2 separate regions of the Homo sapiens genome follow, and region 2 is linked to region 1. Evidence: read pairs that join two places in POLR2A ChIA-PET (ENCODE). Cell type or tissue: K562. All regions are shown on one strand. Links, peaks and the distances in the headings refer to the core of each region. The heading gives the core; the rest is flanking DNA.

What was found. ChIA-PET counts read pairs that join two places held together with the same protein. Peaks named below come from ENCODE experiments on the same cell type or tissue, not always from the same donor. Only the 100,000 strongest peaks of a DNase experiment are listed, where the experiment ranks them.
Region 2: POLR2A ChIA-PET joins it to region 1 with 6 read pairs; 3 of 35 experiments call an interaction of 5 or more read pairs at or near these places.

What each region holds. Positions count from the first base shown.
Region 1 is chr7:77,707,821-77,713,201 of GRCh38, forward strand. The region is part of intron 1 of RSBN1L (round spermatid basic protein 1 like); the gene reads left to right. Among named protein-coding and RNA genes, the nearest start is that of RSBN1L, 14 kb to the left of the region's middle. In K562, for the core only: no CTCF peak of the experiment used is centred there; a DNase peak (open chromatin) is centred at 3,191.
Region 2 is chr7:77,853,444-77,858,824 of GRCh38, forward strand. The region is part of intron 2 of PHTF2 (putative homeodomain transcription factor 2); the gene reads left to right. Among named protein-coding and RNA genes, the nearest start is that of PHTF2, 57 kb to the left of the region's middle. In K562, for the core only: no CTCF peak of the experiment used is centred there; a DNase peak (open chromatin) is centred at 2,398.

The DNA of each region.
Region 1 (5,381 bases), core at 289-5,288:
GGATATGAGCTCTTTGAGGACAGAAACAATAATAATAATAGCTAAAATGTATAGACCTGTACTCAGCACTTTACATATACTGTGGTTTTATATAATTTTCACAAGTCCTTTAAAGTTTAATTAGATATTAGCCTTTCATAAATACTGTATGGAAGTTCAGAAAATTTAAATATAAAATAAGTTGTAAATCTAGGTTTCAGATCTTTAGATAGTCTGATTTCAGAGCCCCAGTTCTCAAATACCTTGCAAACTTTGTTAAATTTGTTTTTAAGTCACCTTCATCCAGAATCGTACTTTGCGTTGTGAGACTACCAAATGAATGAACTGGGTTTTGGAGGAAGAGTAGAATTTAGGTAAATGGAGATGATGGAGACAGGCTTGTTTGGGGTAGGGGGTGGGATGGTGTGAATAAGATTGTAGAGGCAGGAGGGTGCGTGGTGTGTTCGGTGGTGTGTGAAGAGAACCACTGGCTAAGATTGATGCTTTTGTACGGAATTGGAAGTTAAGATGGCATGGCAGTTGAAAGTTGGCCACAGTGTGCCTTCCTTTTGCCAGGATGAGACTATTTTTTTTTTTTTTTGAGATAAGTCTCGCTCTGTCACCCAGGCTGGAGTGCAGTGGCATGATCTCGGCTCACTGCAAGCTCCGCCTCCTGGGTTCATGCCATTCTCCTGCCTCAGCCTCCGGAGTAGCTGGGACTACAGGCGTCCGCCACCGCGCCTGGCTCATTTTTTTGTATTTTTAGTAGAGACGGGGTTTCACGGTGTTAGCCAGGATGGTCTCGATCTCCTGACCTTGTGATCCACCCGCCTCGACCTTCCAAAGTGCTGGGATTACAGGCGTGAGCCACCGCGCCCAGCCGAGTTCAGACTATTTTGTGGGCAACAGCAAGACATGGTTTTTTAGGAGGGTGATAATATATTCAAATTGGTATTTTAGCAGTCATAACTTTGGCATTGTGTAGGATGGATTGGCTGAGGGAAGAATTGGAGACAGATATTGAAGACTACTGTATTAGTTAAATGAAGTGATTTTACTGATAAAATGATTGGTATACTTGGACATGGCAAGGAAAACCTAGAGAGAAATATATGATAAAGCATCTTGATTATTGAATATGTAGCAAGAAAGAAGGATTCATAGATATTTTCATGGCTTCAGATGAAGAGAATAAGCATATCACTGAAGAATTGAGAGTTGGCCCACAGAACTGAGTTTGAAATGTAGGCAGGTACCTTATATTAGAGTTTTGTTATCAGATAGAACTCAAAATTAGTGGTGAGTCAGTGGTAAGGGTTAAAAATAACTGCTCGACATAGAAGGGATTCTGTTTGTGTGTGTGTGTGTGTGTGTGTGTGTGTGTGTGTGTGTGTGTGTATGTATGTGTATGTGTATGTGTGTCTGCCTGCCTGTGTGGAGGGGACCCTTTTAGAACTCTCCTTACAGTGGCAGATAGCAGTAGTTATTTTTTTCTTTTCTTTTTTTTTGAGACAGAGTCTTCCTGTGTCACCCAGGCTGGAGTGCAGTGGCACAATCTTGGCTCACTGCAACCGCCACCTCCTGGGTTCAAGTGATTCTCCTGCCTCAGCCTCCCAATTAGCTGGAATTACAGGCACCCACCACTACGCCTGGCTAATTTTTGTATTTTTAGTAGAGCTGGGGTTTCACCATAATGGCCAGGCTGGTCTCAAACTCCTGACCTCAGGTGATCCACCCACCTTGGCCTCCCAAAGTGCTGGGATTACAAGCGTGAGCCACCGTTCCCCACCAATAGTTACTTTTTTTTATGAGGAGCAAATAATCTAGAATCCTTCTTAGTTCCTAGGTAAGCAATTAACTGTTCAGAGTCTTCCAGCCCCACCCCCTAATTTTCCTTATTTGTCTTCTGCCACTAAGTTTCAGCATTTGGTTTGGTTTTGGGCCCTTTGTACTCTTCTTTCTGGCTTTTGCTAATTGCCCTGGTATTTTTCTAGTGTCCATTGTTAGCACTCCTCAAATTTTAACTTAGTCCATTTTTAAATCTATATAAATTGCCTCCTTGACATTTAATATGTCCTTAGATATTTTTTAAACTGTAAAATTAACGTGTTCAAAACTTTTAGTCTTCTTTATCCAGATTTGTCTTGCTATGTATGTTCCTTGTCTCAGTACCATATACCTAGTGGCTCCGTCTTGGAAACTGGATTTGTACCCTCTGCTCTCATTGAACTTGTGGCCAAATCTTGTTACCACTCACTGTCTTTCATATCTTTCCACTTTTGCTCTGTCTTTTCTACTAGTTTTAGTTCAAATTACCATTATCTCTTGCCAGGATTATTGCACAGTTGCCTCCTTAGTGGGCTCCCTATTTCAGATCCATGTGCTTTCACTTCATTCTTCATGCTATATAGTCAGAGTGATAACCAGATATCTAAATGCATATAGTCTACAGACATACCACCCTGAACCCTGTATCTCATCTAAATGCATGTCTAATCATCTCACTTTTCTGTTTATGGGATGAAGTTCAGATTCCTTGAAATGTCTTCCACAGCTCTGGATGATCATATTCTTGTTTTGTTCTTCAGGTTCTCCTCAGTGCTCCTCGCCGCCTAGAACTTTCTCTACCCGTTTTCTTTCCATCCCCAGCTCCACACTTTTACTACACCTAGCTAATGTCTGCTCATCTCTCTAGGTCTCAACTTGAGAGGGAGGCCTGTGCTCCTCTATGACTAGGTTAGGTTCCCTTCACTTTGTTCTTCTCTTATCCTGACTTTCTTTGCTTCATTTTCTTGTTTGTTTTTTGTTTTTTTTGAGATAGAGTCTCGCTCTGTTGCTCAGGTTGGAGTGTAGTGGCGCGATCTTGGCTCACCGTAAACTCTGCCTCCTGGATTCAGGTGATTCTCCTGCCTCAGCCTCCCGAGTAGCTGGGATTACAGGCGCCTGCCATCATGCCTGGCTAATTTTTGTATTTTTAGTAGAGATGGAGTTCCACCATGTTGGCCTGGTTGGTCTCAAACTCCTGACCTCAAGTGATACGCCCGCCTCAGCCTCCCAAAGTGCTATACAGGCTTAAGCCACCGTGCCCAGCCTTCTTTCCTTCATTTTAGTAACTCGTTTGTCATCTTTGCTAGACTGCAAGTTCTGTGAAAGCTGGGTCTGTGATTATCTTCTTTTGGATCAGACCTTCAACTTCTGGATACATATTTGGGAACTGAATGACTTGCAGTATATTTCAGCCCTTTTTGCCTGCTCAGAAGAGATGCCCGATTATCATTTAGAAAAACAATTGGCTGGTATTTCAAACTGAAAACAGCAGAAGGGTGATAATGGGATAAGAAGTTGACCAGCAGCTCATAGACAACAGGCAAATTGTCAAGTGGAAAGGAAATAAACTGTGGGTAAATAATAACCAAATTATATTTGACAAATTGAGTTATCAGAATTGCCATTTTGTATACTCTAACTGCACATAGTTGAAACTTAGCACTACATTGTATAAAAAAGATATTTTGCATATTAATTTTTTTTTTTTTTTTTTTTTACCATTTTTATTCTTTGGCACATAGTCTTGCTGTCACCCAGGCCGGAGTGCAGTGGCTTGATTATAGCCCACTGTAACGTCGAACTCCTGGGCTCATGCGGTCCCCTTGCCCCAGCCTCCTGAGTAGCTAGGACTACAGGTGAGCACCACTACACCTGGCTGATTTAAAAAAAGTTTTTCATAGATATGGCTTCTTGCTGTGTTGCTCAGGCTGGTCTTGAACTCCTGCGTTCCGGCAATCCTCCTGTCTTAGCCTCTGAAAGTACTAGGATTACAAGTGTGAGCCAAAGTGCCCAGCCTGTATTGTTAAAGCTGTGTTAACCAACAACAGTTTGGGAATGAATAAATAGAAGTAAAGGAGGGAATACTTTTTCTTATTTTAGAATAGTGGCATTTTGAGTAATTGTTCTGTGTTCAGAAGTAACCATGTTTAAGTACAGTGTAAATTTTTAGTAAAATTTTACCTGTTGTGCATATTTCCATATATATAGAATTATGAGTGAAAACATACATGTTGTGTAATATACAATGGAAAAACCATAGGACTGAGAATCAGGAGGCCTTAGGAGCAAATTCTTGCCCTACCACCCATTTGTGATCTGAAGGAAAGGAGTAAAACCTGTGTGAGGGTAAGGGTCTTCATCTGTAAAATAAGAGGTTTGAACCAAATACTGAAAGTTCTTTGTAAGCTCGTTTGACATTTTATAATTGTATGTTTTTTTTGTAATCATAATAAAAATTGCCTAATTAAATTTTCTAATTATAATAATATATGTTCATTGTAAAAATAATTCAAATTTTAGGAAGAAAAGCATCTGAAATACTGTTGTTTTAATGATTACATTTTCACTTAGTGTATTATTTTCACTTAGTATATACATGTATATAATTTTTTATGCATATGCTTTTTTATATGTGTACAAATCTTATATATACATACATGATTTTTTTTTTTTTGAGACGGAGTTTCGCTCTGTTATCCAGGCTGGAGTGCAGTGGTGCAGTCTCGGCTCACTGCAACCTCCACTCCAGGTTCAAGCCATTTTCCTGCCTCTGCCTCCTGAGTAGCTGGAATTATAGACACGTGCCATCATGACTGGCTAATTTTTGTATATTTGTGGAGACGGGTTTCACGATGTTGGCCAGGCTGGTCTTAAACTCCTGACCTCAGGTGATCCACCCTCCTCAGCCTCCCAAAGTCCTGAGATTACAGGCGTGAGCCACTGTGCCTGGCCACATATGTGATTTTTTAATGCACACAACATTGTTTATGTGTTCTGCAACCTGCTTTTTTCATTTAGCAGTATATTAGAAATACTGTTCCATGTCAATATGTGTAGAACTATATTATCAATTTTAATTGCTTACCTAGTATTCATGTTTGCATTATATGTATAAACCATAATATATTTAACTGATACTGTATTGTGGGACATTAGATTCTTTTTTCTGTTGTAAATGATGCTAAAATAAAACAATGTGTAGGCGTTTATTCACTTAAAACTTAGGATAAAGTTCTAAAAGTTGAATTATAGGGGGTAAGGGGAAAGTTAAAGATACATACACTTTAAATTTTGATAAATAATGCTTTCGTGAAAGATAAACAATTTGCTGTCTCACTTGCATTATATATGAGACTGTCCATTTTTTACATTCTTTCCAATGCTAAGTTTTCTCAGATTTCAAAATCTTCCATGTTTTGATTGTTGAAGATTTTATTATTTGCATTTATTAATGATTAAGATTAAACATTTTTTCACATTTCACTTATATGTTCATGTGCTTTGCCAAGTCTAAGGGACTTATCCTTTTCTTTTTTTAAAAATTGATTTGTGAAACTTTGTATATTAGAATATTA
Region 2 (5,381 bases), core at 241-5,240, 150 kb after region 1:
AGTGCAGTGGTGTGATCTCAGCTCATTGCAGCCTCTGCCTCCTTGGTTCAAGCAATTCTCGTGCCTCAGCCTCTTGAGTAGCTGGGACTACAGGTGTGCACCACCATGCCCAGCTAATTTTTTGTATTTTAGTAGAGACAGGGTTTCAACATGTTGCCCCGGCTGGTCTCAAACTTCTGAGCTCAAGCAATTCGCCTACCTCGGCCTCCCAAAGTGTTGGGATTACAGGTATGAGCCACCGTGCCTGGCCACTCAGCTCTAGATTTTTTTTTCTCTCTCTCTCTTTCTTTTTTTTAAAGTCAACCAGTATATCTTGAAGCCCCAGAATTTGATTAACATTTTAAAATTATTTCAATCTTATTGTTAAATTTTTCTAATAGGATTCCAAATTCCTTCTCTCTTTTATCTTGAATTTCATTGAGCTTCCTCAAAATAGCTATTTTGAATTATCTGTCTTCATGGTCTCATACCTTTGTTACTCGGGAATTGGTCACTGGTGCCTTATTTAGTTCATTTGGTGAGGTCATGTTTTCCTGGATGGTCTTGATGTTTGTGGGTGTTCATTGATGTTTGGACATTGAAGAGTTAGGTATTTATTGTATTCTTTGTATCCTGGGTTTGTTTGTACCTATCCTTCTTGGGAAGGATTTCCAAGTATTCAAAGGGAATTTAGTTTTGTGATCTAAATCTTTGGTCACTGCAGCCATGTCTGCATCAGGGGGCAACCCAAGCTTGGTAATGCTGTGACTCTTGCAAACTTGTGCAGGTACTGCTTTGGTTGTCTTCAGTAAGAACTGGGAAGACTCCCTGGATTGTCAGGGAGAGTCTCTTCCTTTCCTTTAGTTTTCACCAAACAAATGGAGTCTCTCTGTCTGCTGAGCTGCCTGGAGCTGGGGGAAGGGTGATGCATGCACCCCTTTGGCTACCACTACTAGGACTGTGCAGGTTAGACCTGAAGCCAATATGGCACTGTGTCTTGCCCAAGGCCTACAGCGACTACTACCTGGGCTATCAGTAACATTCACTCAAGGCCCAAGAGCTCTTCAGTCAGCAGGTAGTAAATCCAGCTAGGCTTGCGTCCTTCCCTCCAGAGCATCAAGCTCCCCTGCCCTACTCCCCGTACCCCCCAACCCCAGCCCAGGGCAGGTACAGAAATGCCATCCAGGAGCCAGAGCCTGGAGTCAGGAATCTTAGAAATCTACTCCATGCTGTATTCTGCTGCAGTTGTGTTGGCACCCAAGCCACAAGACAAAGTTTTTTGCACTCTTCTTTCTCCTTTGCTCATGTAGGAGTTTCTCTCTGTGGCCACCACCGCCCCAGGCCCACAGCAAGTACTGCCTGGCTACTGCCAGTGTTCACTCAAGGACCAAGGGCTCTTCATTCAGTGTTTGGTGAGTAATGCCAGGCCTGTTCTCTCTGTTCAGGGCAGCAGGCTTTGCTCTGGCCCATGCTGGGTCCAGAAATGCTGACCAGGACCCAAGGCCTGGAATCAAGGAACCCAGGAGCCTGCCTGGTGTTCTACCCTACTGTGGCTGAGCTGGTGCCCAAGCTGCAAGACGAAGTCCCCCTTTCTCTTCCTTAAGCAGAAGGAATCACTCTTTGTAGCCATCACAGCTGAGAATGTGCTGGGTCACACCCAAAGCCAGCAGGACCCTGGGTCTCACCCAAGACCTGCAGTGAGTACCGCCTGGGTACCACTTATGTGTATTCAAGACCCAAGGGGTCTTTAGTCAGCAGGTGATGAATCATGCCATGGCTGCGTCCTTCTCTTCAAGGCAGTGGGTTCCCTTCTGTCCCAGGGTGTCTAGAAGTGTTGTCTGAGAGCTACAGCCTCGAATGGGCACTTCAGGACTCTGCCCAGTGCCCTATTCTGTTGTGGCTCACCTGCTATCCAAGTTCCAAGACAAAGTCTTCTTAGTCCTCCTTACTCTTCACTCTCCTCTCCCCAAATGGAAGGAAGGAGTCTCTCCCAGAGCTGTGAGCTGCACTCCCTGGAGTTGGAGAAGGAGTGGTGCAAGCATTCTCTTGGCTGCCCCAGCTGCTATCTCACTGGGTTGCATGCACGCCAAGTCCACTGGCTCTGAGCCCAGCACAGTACCAGGACTTGCCTAAGAATTGCAGTCCTTGTGGCCTAGAGTGCCTTTCAAGTTTATTTAGGGCCACAGAAGGCGGTAACCTGTGGTGGTAGGGCTAGCCGGAACGCAGTTTCTGACTGCTTGGCTGGATGATACCCCTCTGCCTAGGACTGGTCTAAATGCTCCCTCCAGGGGCACCAGCTGAATTCTGCCCCATGTTGCTTTCCACTGTGACAGGGCAGCACCGAGTTCCAATGCAAAGTCTCATAATCACTACACTTTCTGTCCCCCAAGCACGTTGATATACTCTGTCCACACCACGTGGCTGCTGCTGGGAATGTGGGAGGGGTGGTGTTGACAATTCAAGACTGTCTTTCCTACCCTTTTCAGTGTGTCTTTCCTTGATAAGGGTTAAAACAAAGTACTTTGTTTACTCACCTGATTTTTGGTTTTTATAGAGGTGCTTTCTTGTGTAGTTTGTTCAATTTGGTGTTTCTTCTGGTAGCATGATTGCTAGAGGTTTGTATTTGACCATCTTGCTCCAATAACCTAAATATGATTTCTTGAAAGTTTTTTTTACCAGGTGTGATGTTGCACACCTATAGTGTGCACACCCAGCTACTTACAAAGCTGAGGCATTGATTGAGTCCAACATTTTGAGTCCAGGTTGGGCAGCATAACAAGACCCTCATCTCTAAAAAATAAAAATAAATGTTTAAGTGGTTTATAAATTGTCAATAAATATGAAGTACAGTCAGCCCTCCAGGTCTGTGGGCTCCACATCTGTGGATTCAAGCAACTGTGAATCAAAAATAAATTTTTAAAAATTTTTACTTATTTATTTATTTATTTTTAGAGACAGTGCCTTGCTCTGTCTCCCAGGCTAGAGTACAGTGGTGTGCTCATATCTCACTGTAACCTAGAACTTCTGGACTCAAATGATCCTCCCACATCAGCCTCCCAAGTAGCTGGGACTACAGGCACGCACCACCACACCCAGATCATTTTTTAATTTTTTGTAAAGATGGGGTCTTGCTATATTCCCCAGGCTGGTCTTGAACTCCTAGGCTCGAAGTCCTGGGATTACAGGTGTGAGCTACCATACCTGGCTTAAAAGTATTTTTTAAAAATGGGTGGTTTTGTTTGTACTGAGCATGTGCAGACTTTTTTTTCCTTGCCGTTATTCCCTAAACAATACAGTATAACAACTATTTACAGAACAGTTATAATGTATTAGGTATTATAAATAATCTAGAGATTATATAAAGTATATGAGAGGATGTGCATATGTTATATGCACATATTACACCATCTTCTATAAGGGACTTGAGCATTCATGGATTTTGATATCTGCAAGTGTTCCTGGCACTAATCCCCCACAGATACTGAGGGATGACTTTATCACTCTTAAAAATAATAATAGTAATTATCTTATGACTTGCAATATAACAGATGACAAATTAGAGTATCTTTCAGTACTTAAGAATATCTCTAATGACCATGTTTTTGCTACTAATACTCTTCCTTTGATCTGGCCAAACTGGTGGGTATGTGGTTAAGGCAAGGCCAGAGATGGTTCTTCATCCCCTTGGCCACAGTGATCAGTCCAGGTATGCGCAGTGACCTAAGCTGTCCTTTCATAAACTTTTCAAAAATTAGAGCTGATAGGAAAGACTCTTGCTTCTTTCATGGGGGAGTTAACAAGGATGAAAGTCTGGAGCTACCTCTAGATGTGTTACTGTATTGGAGAAAGTTGTGGAAAGAAGGAGGAAATGAGATAGCCCCAGAGGTCATGAATAGGAAAAAGAGACAACCACAGGCCATCATGGTACTCTGGTCTTTGGATTCTCTCTACCCTGAGATTAGCTTTGCCCCAAGCTTTGAGTAGTTCAGCCATTATCCGCTAAGGAATTCTCCCTTTGTTGAAGCTAGTTTGAATTGGATTTTTTTTAAGAGCCCTGACTAAAACATGGAAGGAGTATGTATATACAAACACGTATTAATTTTTAAAGAAGTAACAGTATATATTCAGAAAATCACATGAAATATAAATCAGCCTGATGAATTTTTACCAGCTGAACACCTGTGTAAAATATGGCTCAGATCAAAAACCTTCCGTCACAACCATCTGATGGTAACCACCATATGAGGCAGTGTATCTTAGTAGTTAACAAGAACACAGGTTTTGGGTTTTAGAAAGCAGAGATTTGAATCCTTGTTCTTGAGAGTCTGTATAACTTTGGATAAGTTGCCTAATTTCTCTGAATTCCACTTTGTTCATGTATATAAAGGGATAACACTGTCTTTTATATTTATTTAAGGATTAATTATTGTTACATGGGTCAGCTGTCAACCCAGAGTTATTGCTTTATATTCCTTAAACTTATCAGAGTACTTTATTTCATGGATTAAAAAAATTCTCATGAGGCTTAAAATTTCTTGTAAATGAAAAATCTGAAATACTAGACTTCTAATATCCAAAGGTAGAAAAGTGGGTATTTAGTTGGTGTTTGTTGTCTAACATGCATACAGCAAAATCATGATTAAATAGCACTTATAAACCTCAATTTTGCTTGCTTCAGTCACTGATCATGTTTTCCATCTCTTCCTCTTTAATGTCACTTACTTGCCAAAAATAAGACTTATCCTAGCAGAAATAGATAGGTTAGTTTAGTTGCTGTAACATTTGCCTTTTCACTTAGGATTTTTCTTCCCTATTTTGGTTATGAAGTTCTTAATTTTCCTCCTACACACTGTCTCCAGTTTGGGTATCTGTAGCCTAAATAATTTGGGTTTTAGTTTTATTTGTTTACAAGGAAAAAAGAAACTATACTATGTGATAGTTGAGGGTTTGACTTTAGAGGTTATCTAGTTCCTGTTAAACTTTTTGCTTTATAGGCAAGAAATCGGACACCCTTAGAAGTTAATAACTTGATCATGAATTAGTGATTAAAACCAAAACTAAGGTCTGCTGACTTTTAGGCCACTGGTCTTCCTGTCCTAAAGTTTCTTTGAGAAACAGACCGAAGAGACTTTGATGTAACTCATTTGTTTAATTTGAGAGGTTTTTTTTGTTTGTTTGTTTGTTTTTAGGTGACCTCTGATGTCTCTGTCTTTGGAGAAGTATACACTTTTTTTTTTTTTTTTAAAGATAGGGTTAGTATTACAGATACATATGTGTTGATTTAACAATGACAGGAATGATGATGATGTTAGAGTACCACCATACATTTAAATAGCATTTTTCCCAAGAGTGCTTCTGTATATAGTCTCATGGTTTAATTTATTGTGATAATGAAATAAATT